Linked DNA regions of Homo sapiens: region 2 is linked to region 1. Evidence: read pairs that join two places in POLR2A ChIA-PET (ENCODE). Cell type or tissue: A673. All regions are shown on one strand. Each heading gives the region's core, and the rest is flanking DNA. Links, peaks and the distances in the headings are about the cores only.

Region 1 (5,385 bases), core at 224-5,223:
TAATTACCACTAGTAAATGAGAACTTGGACATATGACACACTAAGAAACAGCTGCTTAAATTATCACCTGTGGTCCCTGGGAATACAAAGCCTGTTGAAGGCAGAGGGAGGACCCAGTGACTGCAGCAACATCATAGTGAGAATGAGGACTCTAAGGAGGGCGGGGGCCAGCTGCTCATGACCAAACTGAAGCGTTCAAAGAAAGAAAATTCCAGCTCAGGGGTTTACATTCTCAGTTCAAGGTATGTCCAGTGACAAGCCTCTAAGTCCTAAATGATTGCTTATCTCTTGTAGCTGCTGGCCAGATTTCGCCAAAACTCCCAAATGGAGGCCAATCATGCACATGACTGAATTACAGTGTAAGTTGATTCAGAACTTCGTTCACCAGGTCTTCTTTAGCAAATATAGGAAATGTTTTGGTTAGGAGTGAGAATAGGAGACAAGGGAATGAGGACTTCAGAGCTTCTCCTGCTAACAGAGGCTCCTCCTTTGATGAGGCCAAACCTACCGACACCTAATGTAGTTACCTTGGAAGAAAGGACGGTTCTTCTCATACCAATTTCTACCTCCCCCACAGCCTCTACACCTATAGTTATAATCAGATCCCCGCATACCCCAGAGGCACAGTACAGAATCTGACTCAGGAAGAAAGGAGTTACTCGTCAATGTACTTACAATGCGTTACAATTTGTTTATATTTATTTATATTAATTTACATTTATTCATATTGAATTACAGAAGATGCTAGGTAATATGTCTTGTCATATATTATAAAGATGTTAAGCCAGGGTAAAAGGAACATGAGTTTGGGCAAAATGTATCAGATATTCTGGAGTCTTTTACTTTCGCTAGATACCAGCATTCTTATTCTCTATCACAATTTAGCCCTAAGGAACTTGATTACCTTCCCATTCAACAGGGCAGTATATTGGTTCAATTTCTTGATGACATCATACTTATTGAACTAGGTAAGCCAGAAATATCCTGGCAATCACATGTAAGATAGAGCAGGGGAGATGAAAGCCCAATGAAAATTTGCAAGGGCCACCAAAACTTTGGAGTTTCTGCTAGGCCAGATGTAACCCAACTGTGGGGAGTGAAAGTCAGTTGTTGTTATTTGACACCCTATAACTAAAAAATAAGCATTAAACTTTCATTCCATCTGATATTGAAATGAAACTCAATGCTCCTTTTTTATTTGGTCAGCCTTTTTTTTTTTAATCTGATGTTGGAGGCAGGGTATACCTCCTTTAGGTATGCTGTGCTGACCCACTTATTGAGTACCTTGAAAATACAGTTTTAAGGAGAGCTTGAAGCAAGAGAGGGCAATGAGATCTGCTATCTGGTATCCCAGCTGATGCAAGAGGAAGGACGAGATGCTTCATGGAAACTATTGCAAGCCTAGTGTCTTAGTCCATTCTCACACTGCTATAAAGAACTACCTGAGACTGGGTAATTGATAAAGAAAAGAGGTTTAATTGGCTCATGGTTCCCCAGGCTGCACAGGAAGCATGGCTATGGAGGCCTCAGGAAACTTACAATCATGGCAGAAGGCAGCGGGCAAGCAGGCCCATCTTACATGGGCTAGAGCAGGAGGGAAAAAGAGAAGGAGGAGGCGCTGCACACTCTTAAACAACCAGATCTTGCAAGAACTCACTATCAGGAGAACAGCAAGCGGGAGATCTGCCCCCATGATCCAGTCACCTCCTACCAGACCCTCCTCCAACGCTGGAGATTACCATTTGACATGAGGTTTGGCCGGGGGACACAAATCCAAACCATATCACCTAGTAATGCTTTTTTGGAAAATAATTACAACATTTTTTTTTTTCTGAAATGGCTCTTTGTTGCTCCTGGGCCCTGGTAGAGACCAGATGCCTAACTATGGGACATTAAGTGACCATAAGATCTAAATCATGAGTCACACAATTTGACTTTTATAACAGCACGGGGTGGAATGAAAGTGGCATATGTGAGGCTGAGCGTAAGCGTGATCCAGAGACTCATCTCTCAGCATGCCCACCAATGACGCACAGGTGTCTCTCTTTTAACCAGCCCTCAACTGTGGCCTCCCTTGATTGCCTGAGGAAAACAAATGTTGATGCTAGTTTACAGAAGGTTCTGCATGGTATGCTGGTAACAGCTCATGAGGGATTTCTGCAGCTCTTCCCAGGTTTGCTCCGACAGAAGAGTAGTAAAGGGAATTTCTCCCAAGGGAAGAAATCGAGCAGAATATGAAATGTCTTATTTTTTTTTTGGAAGGATACACGTCCAGATGTATAGCTCACAACTGATTCATAGGAAGTCGATGGCAGGTTGGATACTTGAAGACCTGAAAGAAATAACCCTGGAGAATCAGTGACAAAAAGTTCTCTAGAAGAGGCATAAGCACAGAATATAGGATACTTGTGTTCTTTATGATTCTTTATGTTTTTTATGATTCTTAACCAAAGGACATCAATTTCAGATAAGTGTTTCAGGAACCACGTGGGGAGATGACCAGCCTGTGAAGGTCAGGCAGCCTTTTCTTATGCCATCTGTGTTTTCCCAGTGAGTTCAGGAATAAGACGGCCATGGTGTCAGGGATGAAGATTAAACATGAGTTCCACAACATGGGCTTTGCCTCTTTAAGGCTGAGTTGGCCCATCCCTGCTGTGTGCGCTTCCTGTTAAGAGTAGCTTAATGCAGAGAATGCATTAAGCTATTAATGCAGAGCTATTTAAGATAGCTAGTGATTCCTGCTTCTTGCTTCTTAGCCTGAGTATGGCTTGGATACTTTCTTCCAGTGCTTTGGAAGAAGACACAAAAACTACATATGAACTCTCGATTTTTCCCAAGCTGGTTTCTCAGTTTATCTTCCTCCTTTCTATCAATGATAGCTCATTCTCCCTGTCAGCTCTCTGCTGACTGTTTTCTTCATGCCTTCTCTGAAATTCTCTTTCTTCTCCTCCCTACTGCCTCACTCCCAGCACAGGCAGGCTCCATGACCACACAGGTATACCCAGCATCACCTACTCATCTATGATGTGGCTTCACTCATCCCATTCCGCATTCTTTTAGAGCTTTTAGAGCTTTGACACATTCATTTTCTTAAAAAAAAAAAAAGAGAACTGGACACAGTGGCTCACATCTGTAATCCCAGCACTTTGGGAAGCTAAGGCAGGGAGATTGCTCTATGCCAGCAGTTTGAGGCCAGACTGGACAACACGGTGAGACCCCCATCTCTACAAAAAATACAAAAAATAATCAACTGGGCATGGTAGCACACACGTCTAGTCCCAGCTACTTGGGAAGCTGAGGCAGGAGGATCACTTGAGCCCAGGAGTTTGAGGCTGCAGTGAGCTATGATGGTGCCACTCTACTCCTGCTTGGGCAAGAGAGTGAGACCCTGTCTCAAGACAAAGCAAAACAACAAAACAAAAATAAGCATGTTATTTTATTGTTTTAAAAACCCAGTCACTAAGGTAAACTACAAGACAAAGCCCCCAACACCATAGTATGGAGTTAGCAGCCTCCCCTCTGCTTCCCGCACGTCTTTGAAGCCTTATTACTGATTGGTACATTATACCAACTCTCAGCCCCCTGTCATGCAGCAGATCATTCTAGCTGTGCCCTCATTCCAAACATCTCCCTCCTGGAGAGTGCTGACTGGCTACCTTCATCTGCCCAAATTCTGCCACCTTTGACTTCCTGCTCAGGACCCACCTTTCCCATGATTTGCCCCTCATTTATCTAGCTCAGAATAACCACTCTGTCCTGTGAACGCCTGCAGGATTTAGAAAAGAACTGAGCCATGCATTCAATCTCACACTGCCTTGTGCTATCTCTTGGATGTTTTTGTTTTTATGTGTTTTTTTGTTTTGTTTTGTTTTTGGTTTGTTAGCTCTTAAACTGTTCTATATTCTTTTAATGTGTAGGTTATAAATCCTGAGAACTCAGATTATCACTGTGTCATACACAATGCATATTACAAATCGATTCGTAAAGCAGGGTTTAATCCATAATTATTCAACTGAAGGGACATTTGGGAATCATGGATGGGGAAACAGCTCACGCAATCAACCCTGGAGGGTGATGGTAAATACTGTGTGTTCTAATATCAGCTCAGTTATGCGTGTCTTCTGTGCATAAAATGTTTTTTCACTTGTATCTGAGATTTCCTGCCCCCCAAATGGGAGTAAATCTGTTGACTCATTTATCAGGAGTCCTGTGAAGTGCAGCATTGTTTGTAAAGCGTCTCTTTCCTCTGATAAACAGCAACATGAAGAGACCAGTGTAACTTTCCTCATGAAGTATGTTTAAGTCACGGATCTAAAATTTGAGAGAAGCAAAAGAAATCCGATAAATTTTGAACTTGACAAAGGTGACCTTTTGTCCTTGAACCAAGTGGTACTAATTTAGAAAAGAAGAAAAAAATCCTTGTTTCTGCCAGAGTTTATGTTTTCAATTCACTTATCCAAAGTTTTACTATTTTTTGTTGTTGTTGTTTTTGAGGGGAAACTCCTATATCCCACTAGATTGATGAAACTCCCGTATGTTATAGGAATAAAGTACATGATTTCCTCATCTAAACATCTTCCCAGAAAAGTAAGGGTTTGTGTTAGAAATCAACACATTCCTATTCGATCCTAATTTATCGAACAAGCTAAACATCTGCTCCAGGCCAGGCACTGCTCTGGGGAAGTAGAGGTGGCGAAGATATACTCCCTGTCCTCAGGGTGTTCACATACTGGCCAGGTGAGCCCCTTGCGAGTTATGATGCTCTCCCCTGAGCACAATGACAGAGGCGCAGGGGTAGCAGGGCAGGGTCAGGGCAGGACTTTTCACCGGACATCCAGGCATACTTCACAGAGGAGATAGGCCTTGAATTCAGAGCTGGAGGCTAAGACAGGATTGCCAAGAACTGAGCCATTAGAGTTAGCGCATTCCCAGGGGAGACGGAACAATTTTGGCAAGGGCACCTGGCATAAAAATATTGGCTTAATGAAGGGAGGTGTGTATCAGCATATGGCTGCAAGGAAGATTGTCTAGGGAGTAATAAGGAAAGATTATGTAAAAGTGGGTTTCAGGGGTCTTTAAGTTGCAGGGAAGGAATTTGGGAAGCAAGAATATTGAGCTTTTTGGGAAGTCAGGGAAGGGCATGGAAGAGATTTGTATAACAATTTGGACTTCCAAGGAAGAAACCTTTCTAGGGATGGATTTCTTTTTTTCTATGAGACAGAAATAAAAACGCACAGACTACAGTGGATGATTCATGCCAGCGTGTGGATTTGTATGTACATACTGTGCAAACGCAGCACAGTGTAACAGTAAGCGGAGCAGAAGCTAAGGGGCTTGCCTTCTAGAAATACTTGACTTCTAGAAATGTGCAAGGCGTGATGCAAA
Region 2 (5,385 bases), core at 252-5,251, 240 kb after region 1:
CCTGTCTTCAGGGCATGAGCTCCGTGTGTGTGCATGTGTGTGTGTGTGTATGTATGTGTGTTTGTGTGTGTGTGTGTGTGTGATGGTGAGTGGGGCAGGGGGAGAGAGTAACTGTATGTCCAGATACCCAGTTTCCATGTTCCCAATTAGAGGATAAATCCATAACTATTTCACAGGATGACTGTAGATTAAATAAACTTCAAAGATGGCAAAAAAAGAGATATTTTAGAGTTATCAATCAAGTTTACAGGACATATTTTTAAAGAATAAAGGCAGTGCATGGGGACCTGTGGAAGACAGGAGATAAAGTGGGTGCAGGACTCTGTGCTGTTGAAAATGACCGAAAGGCTAAGGACAGTGCGAGGGAGTCGCAGATGATTCAGGATAGCTATTGCCTGAGTAAGGGCAGAGGAGGCGGCCACACTGGCAGGCGGGGTGAGAGAAAGCCAGGCACGCACATGTGTTTCTCATCAGAGCCCATGGGTCATGAGGGGTTGTCACCTGGACCTATAAGCCATTGCTGAACTCACCCATGTTTTTGCACTCACACTCACTCCATCCCAGTGTGCGGCCCCATGGCTCCATTCCCTCTGGCCACAGCAGGCTGCCAGCCTGAGGCAAATTCTATGCTGAGCTCATCAAGTTGGCACTTAGCTCATGAATCAGCTGTTTTCTCTATTTAATTCTGACACTAGTGGTACTTCTCCTACCGGTTTTGCTGTTGATATCCAGTCTCTCACAACGATGCTCTTTAGGGTTCAGCTTCCAGGAAAGTTACACAATATTAATAGTTCTTCTCTTAGTCATACCAACATGGATAGCATTCACTTATTAACCACCTACTACACCTCTGCCTCTGTCCCAGGTATTTTATACCATATTATTATATTATCCATAATCCTTGGAACAGATTTGCAAGGTAGGGATTAGCAGCTGCATTTGTGTAGATAACACATTGAAGCTCGGTCAATCCAAATGTCCATTAACTGGTGAATGGATAAACACAGTGGGATACGATGGGGCGCCGCTGAGCAATGGAAAGGAGGGAAGTACTGATAGACACAACATGGATGAATCCAAACACATTATACTTGGCAAAAGAAGCCGGAGCAGAGGACCCAGTGTTGTGTGATTCCATTTCTATGAAATGGCCAAAAAAGGCACTGGAGGTGGGAAGCAGAGGAGTGGTTGCTGGGGCTGGGGTGGGGCTGGAGTGACTGCTAAGGGGTATGTGAGTGCTTTCTGGGTGCTGGAAATAATCTAAGACTGAACTGTGAAGAAGGTTGCACAACTCCACATTTACTAAAAAATTACTGAACTGTGCACTTCAAGTGGTGAGGGGTAGTTATGTAAATCATACCTCAATAAAGCATTTAGAAAACAGAACAAAGCTAGGCCAAGGAGGGTGGGTCATGAGGTCAGGAGATCGAGACCATCCTGACTAACATGGCAAAACCCCGTCTCTACTAAAAATACAAAAAATTAGCCGGGCGTGGTGGCGGGCGCCTGTAGTCCCAGCTACTCGGGAGGCTGAGGCAGGAGAATGGTGTGAACCTGGGAGGTGGAGCTTGCAGTGAGCTGAGATCGTGCCACTGCACTCCAGCCTGGGTGACAGAGTGAGACTCTGTCTCAAGAAAAAAGAAAAAAAGGAAAAAGAAAACAGAACAAAGCTGAAGCCCTGGAGGGTGACCAGGACACGGTGAGCCCAGGGCTGGCGGGCTCCTACTCCAGACACTTCCTCCACACCGTGGTGCTTCCTTGGTGCCCAGGGCATTGTGCTGTTGTCATTCAGAGAGAGTGCCCTTGGAAGAGAATCAGTCTAACAGTGCAGCACAAAGACTCAGAAGGCTGACTGAAGGGCTAGATTCCTTACAAAAGAACACAGAGGCAACTAAGAAAGCTGAGAGACTGCAGCCAGTGCCAGGAAGGCGTCATGTGCCAAACTCGCTCCCCTTGACTTATGCAGAACACAGCAAGATTGTGGACAAGAGTCTTTGTTTCCCTTTCAGCAACGTCACTCTAAAGGCAGCTATGATTTGAGACCAGTTGTTTCCTGCCTCCTCCACACTGCCACTGCACAGGGCAGCCCGAAATGGAAGGTCAGAGATATTTTCACTTGTGGGTTCCCAGCTGCGGGCATACAACAGGAACTGAATGTATCTGCGCTGAAAACGGGACTGATAGGTTGAAGGTTACCTATGGAGTTTGCCGCCTTCTGCATATCTACCCATGATACTCAGAACTCTTGTCTGTGGGAATCATCTCAGAAGATCTTCCTTCCCCAAATATTCTGCCTCAGCCGGTGTGGGTGGGGTGTGATAAAGGACATGTTTAGTAAGATTCACAAACTCAACACTGGGATACACCACATGGATCACAAAGGGCTAGTTCCTGTTCACCCTGTGCTCTGTTTGTTGTGTTTGTTTTTCTCCTCAGCCCTGCAGTCAGGGAGCAGGACATGGCCTCTGCAGGAAAGCATGGTGTTGTGGGGTGTCCACCACATATCCAAAGGACTGCTAGGACACCATCTGACTTTAAGTGGAGTTTGTTATTACTGACATTTCCTTACTCTCAAGCAAGTTGACCTTAGACACCAAAATTTTCTGATGGCAAATAGATAAATATCGAAAGCAATACTGAGTACAACAACCATCCATTAAGTTCACTGACACAGACTAAAGACATGGCCTCATCATGGCTTTTGCACTGTAGGGCCTGAGGATGATAATTTGTACCAATACTCATATTCTACATGACTTCCCTTACACATGTAACACCCCAGGCCATTACCTTAAACATCTGTTGCTGTGGCTACCAAATTTGACCATTCATAAATTCCAGCCCCAGTTGTATATATGACTGCATATACTCTCATACATGTCAGAATCCTGTGGGGATTAGAAAAGTTATGAATGATCTTTCAGGATGCTAGCTCAAATTGTATAATCTTCAGATGATGCGGTAACCACAATTCAGATGAGACTTGGGTGGGGACACAGCCAAACCAAAGCAGGCAGTGAAGTTATTTATGCTCAGGTTACCCAATAAAATAATTTAGCAAAACAAAAGGTTTCTAAAAAGAATTTTCTAAAATCACTGTATAGCAGTGTGTATGCTTGTCACTCATTGACAAGGATGGTTCCTGGCAAGTTACATATTTTTCTCCACAAAATAAGTGAATAAATAAATAAAAATGCCCCAATACCTATTCTCTCAGCAATTTGCAGGTGAGACCCTCACCCTTTTTGGTCAGGCAGTGGTGGCTGTTACCACGAAGCTCCCTGAAGTCACCTTCCTGTAAATTCTCCACGAGCATTTTTGGCTTGGCCACATTAAATGGAAATAATGCTGTTGGAACTATTGCTGTTATGTCCACAATAAATGCAGAATTCCAGATAGCTGTGAATCAAGCTGAACTAAGGAGACCATCCACTCTCTAGGACTGGAAATCTCTGTAGGCTTCTTTCAATTAGTTTTTGATCTAAAAATGCTTTAAATGTATGTGTTTTTCTGTCTGTCTACCATATTCTCTCTTCCTCTCCTCTCCTCTCCTCTCCTCTCCTCTCTTCTCTTCTCTTCTCCTCTCTCTCTCTTTTTCTCTCTCTCTCTGGTCTTTCATCACTCAATCATATAATCATGGGAGCTGATAGCCACCAGAGCTATGAAAGTTAAAGAAGCCCTCCAGAATTCTCTGTAGGAATCCTGGCTTTCTCAGCAAGGTCATACAGAATTGCAGAGCTGTTCCCCGTGCATGCACCAAAGTGATTAAAAGCACAGACTTTGTACATCTAAGTTCCTCTTTTCCCTCCAATACCCAATGTTGCCCAAACAATCAATTAGACTCCAAGGATGCTCATGGGAATGTTCCTGGGAGGAGATAACGGATGCCTGGTCAAATGCTCAGCCTTTACACTGAGATCCCATAGCCATGCTGTGGTTTCCGGGCTCTCACCCTTGTTAGATGTCAACTTTTGGCAGGTTAGATAATGGGTCTGATTGGCAGATTTCCCTTAAATAAAATAGGAATAAAAATGTTTCTCATAATGTTAATATAATTAAATGCAATAGTAGCTCCTGTAATGAATCTGCCTAAAATAATTTTTTAAATGCCTGGCATACAGTAGGTGCTTGTTTCAATATCAATTATTTTCCCGACTTATAATGGGTACATTTTCAGATTTTATTGGAAACTATTCAAATTATATCACTGGCACATACTTTAACATGCATACGTCTATCGTAATAAAGCAGAATTCACCATAGGCTTGCTCCATAACAACCAAGTATGGAAATTAGATTACAAGTATGCCTTGGTACTGGGGTACACTAAAGATGAGAAAACGTTTTTCTCCCAAGCTTTGGTTTGGGAGTTGGAGAAAAGGGATATGTGTGTTGAAAAAGAACAGTAAGATAAATAATGCCCTTTGCATAAAACTTTCACAGTCCCTGTCCCCTGCCCCAGCCATTATCTAGTTACAGGGAGCAGAAGAACCATTTCTGAAGACCCACATAAATGAAGCAGGTCAAAGAATGTGTCTGCTCTTCCTATGATAGAAAATATATTATTGAGTGCATCAGAAGCTACTCTTCTAGGTAAGGGCTGTGAATGTGGGCTACAAGAATGGTATTAATGTGAAGAGAAAAATAGTGGAAAGGACCTGTGAATGGAAGGTGAATTAAGACAGTATGGAAATTTGGAAATTTAGCTCATCACAAAAGAAATTATCCACAGCATCCAACCACACATGGTGGCAACAGCAACCAGACTCTTCTGACACATCTACGTATCTACTGATATTTTGCCCAACATGATAATTAACTGTCCATTATACTTATCGACTCTACAGTTTCACCCATATGTGCATTGTATCTAGGACAGCTGTGTTATGTCCCCTTATCCCATGACAGAGCCTGGAGTCAGCCACACCATTGACAAAGGGTGGATGAAAGGTGGAAACTGGAGAAAGAAGTTGGTTGTTGTTGACTTTGAAATCAAGATCAAACAAAAATGACCTCTTGAAAGTATCCAACTCTAATCCATTTTAGAGTGCAGAAGATGAAGGTGAAATCTAAACTGTGAATAATTGCCAAATAACAGGATGAATCTGCAAACTGTACAATGGAATGTGATACAATGTCAAAACGTACTTAATATGCTTGGCCTTCATAGTTGCATATGTCTGTTGGATAGAACAGATAACTCTTGATTTTATCATAGTATAGATAATGCCATGTGCATACAAAAATATAGGTAATAAACTAGTGTATATGTAACTGAAAGCTGACACTCAATAATGTGATTACTAAGGTATGGGCTTTTAAGATATTTTTACATTTAAATTGCAATCTGTGAGATTAGCAAATTATTCTAAGATAGTTAACACT

The links. ChIA-PET counts read pairs that join two places held together with the same protein. Peaks named below come from ENCODE experiments on the same cell type or tissue, not always from the same donor. Only the 100,000 strongest peaks of a DNase experiment are listed, where the experiment ranks them.
Region 2: POLR2A ChIA-PET joins it to region 1 with 7 read pairs; 3 of 35 experiments call an interaction of 5 or more read pairs at or near these places.

The regions. Positions count from the first base shown.
Region 1 is chr5:5,401,197-5,406,581 of GRCh38, reverse strand. All of the region lies in intron 2 of LOC101929200 (a long non-coding RNA gene), which reads left to right. Among named protein-coding and RNA genes, the nearest start is that of ICE1, 19 kb to the left of the region's middle. In A673, for the core only: no CTCF peak of the experiment used is centred there; a DNase peak (open chromatin) is centred at 2,651; H3K27ac peaks cover 1,820 bases.
Region 2 is chr5:5,160,941-5,166,325 of GRCh38, reverse strand. All of the region lies in intron 3 of ADAMTS16 (ADAM metallopeptidase with thrombospondin type 1 motif 16), which reads right to left. All of the region lies in intron 1 of ADAMTS16-AS1 (ADAMTS16 antisense RNA 1), which reads left to right. Among named protein-coding and RNA genes, the nearest start is that of ADAMTS16-AS1, 13 kb to the left of the region's middle. In A673, for the core only: no CTCF peak of the experiment used is centred there; no DNase peak of the experiment used is centred there.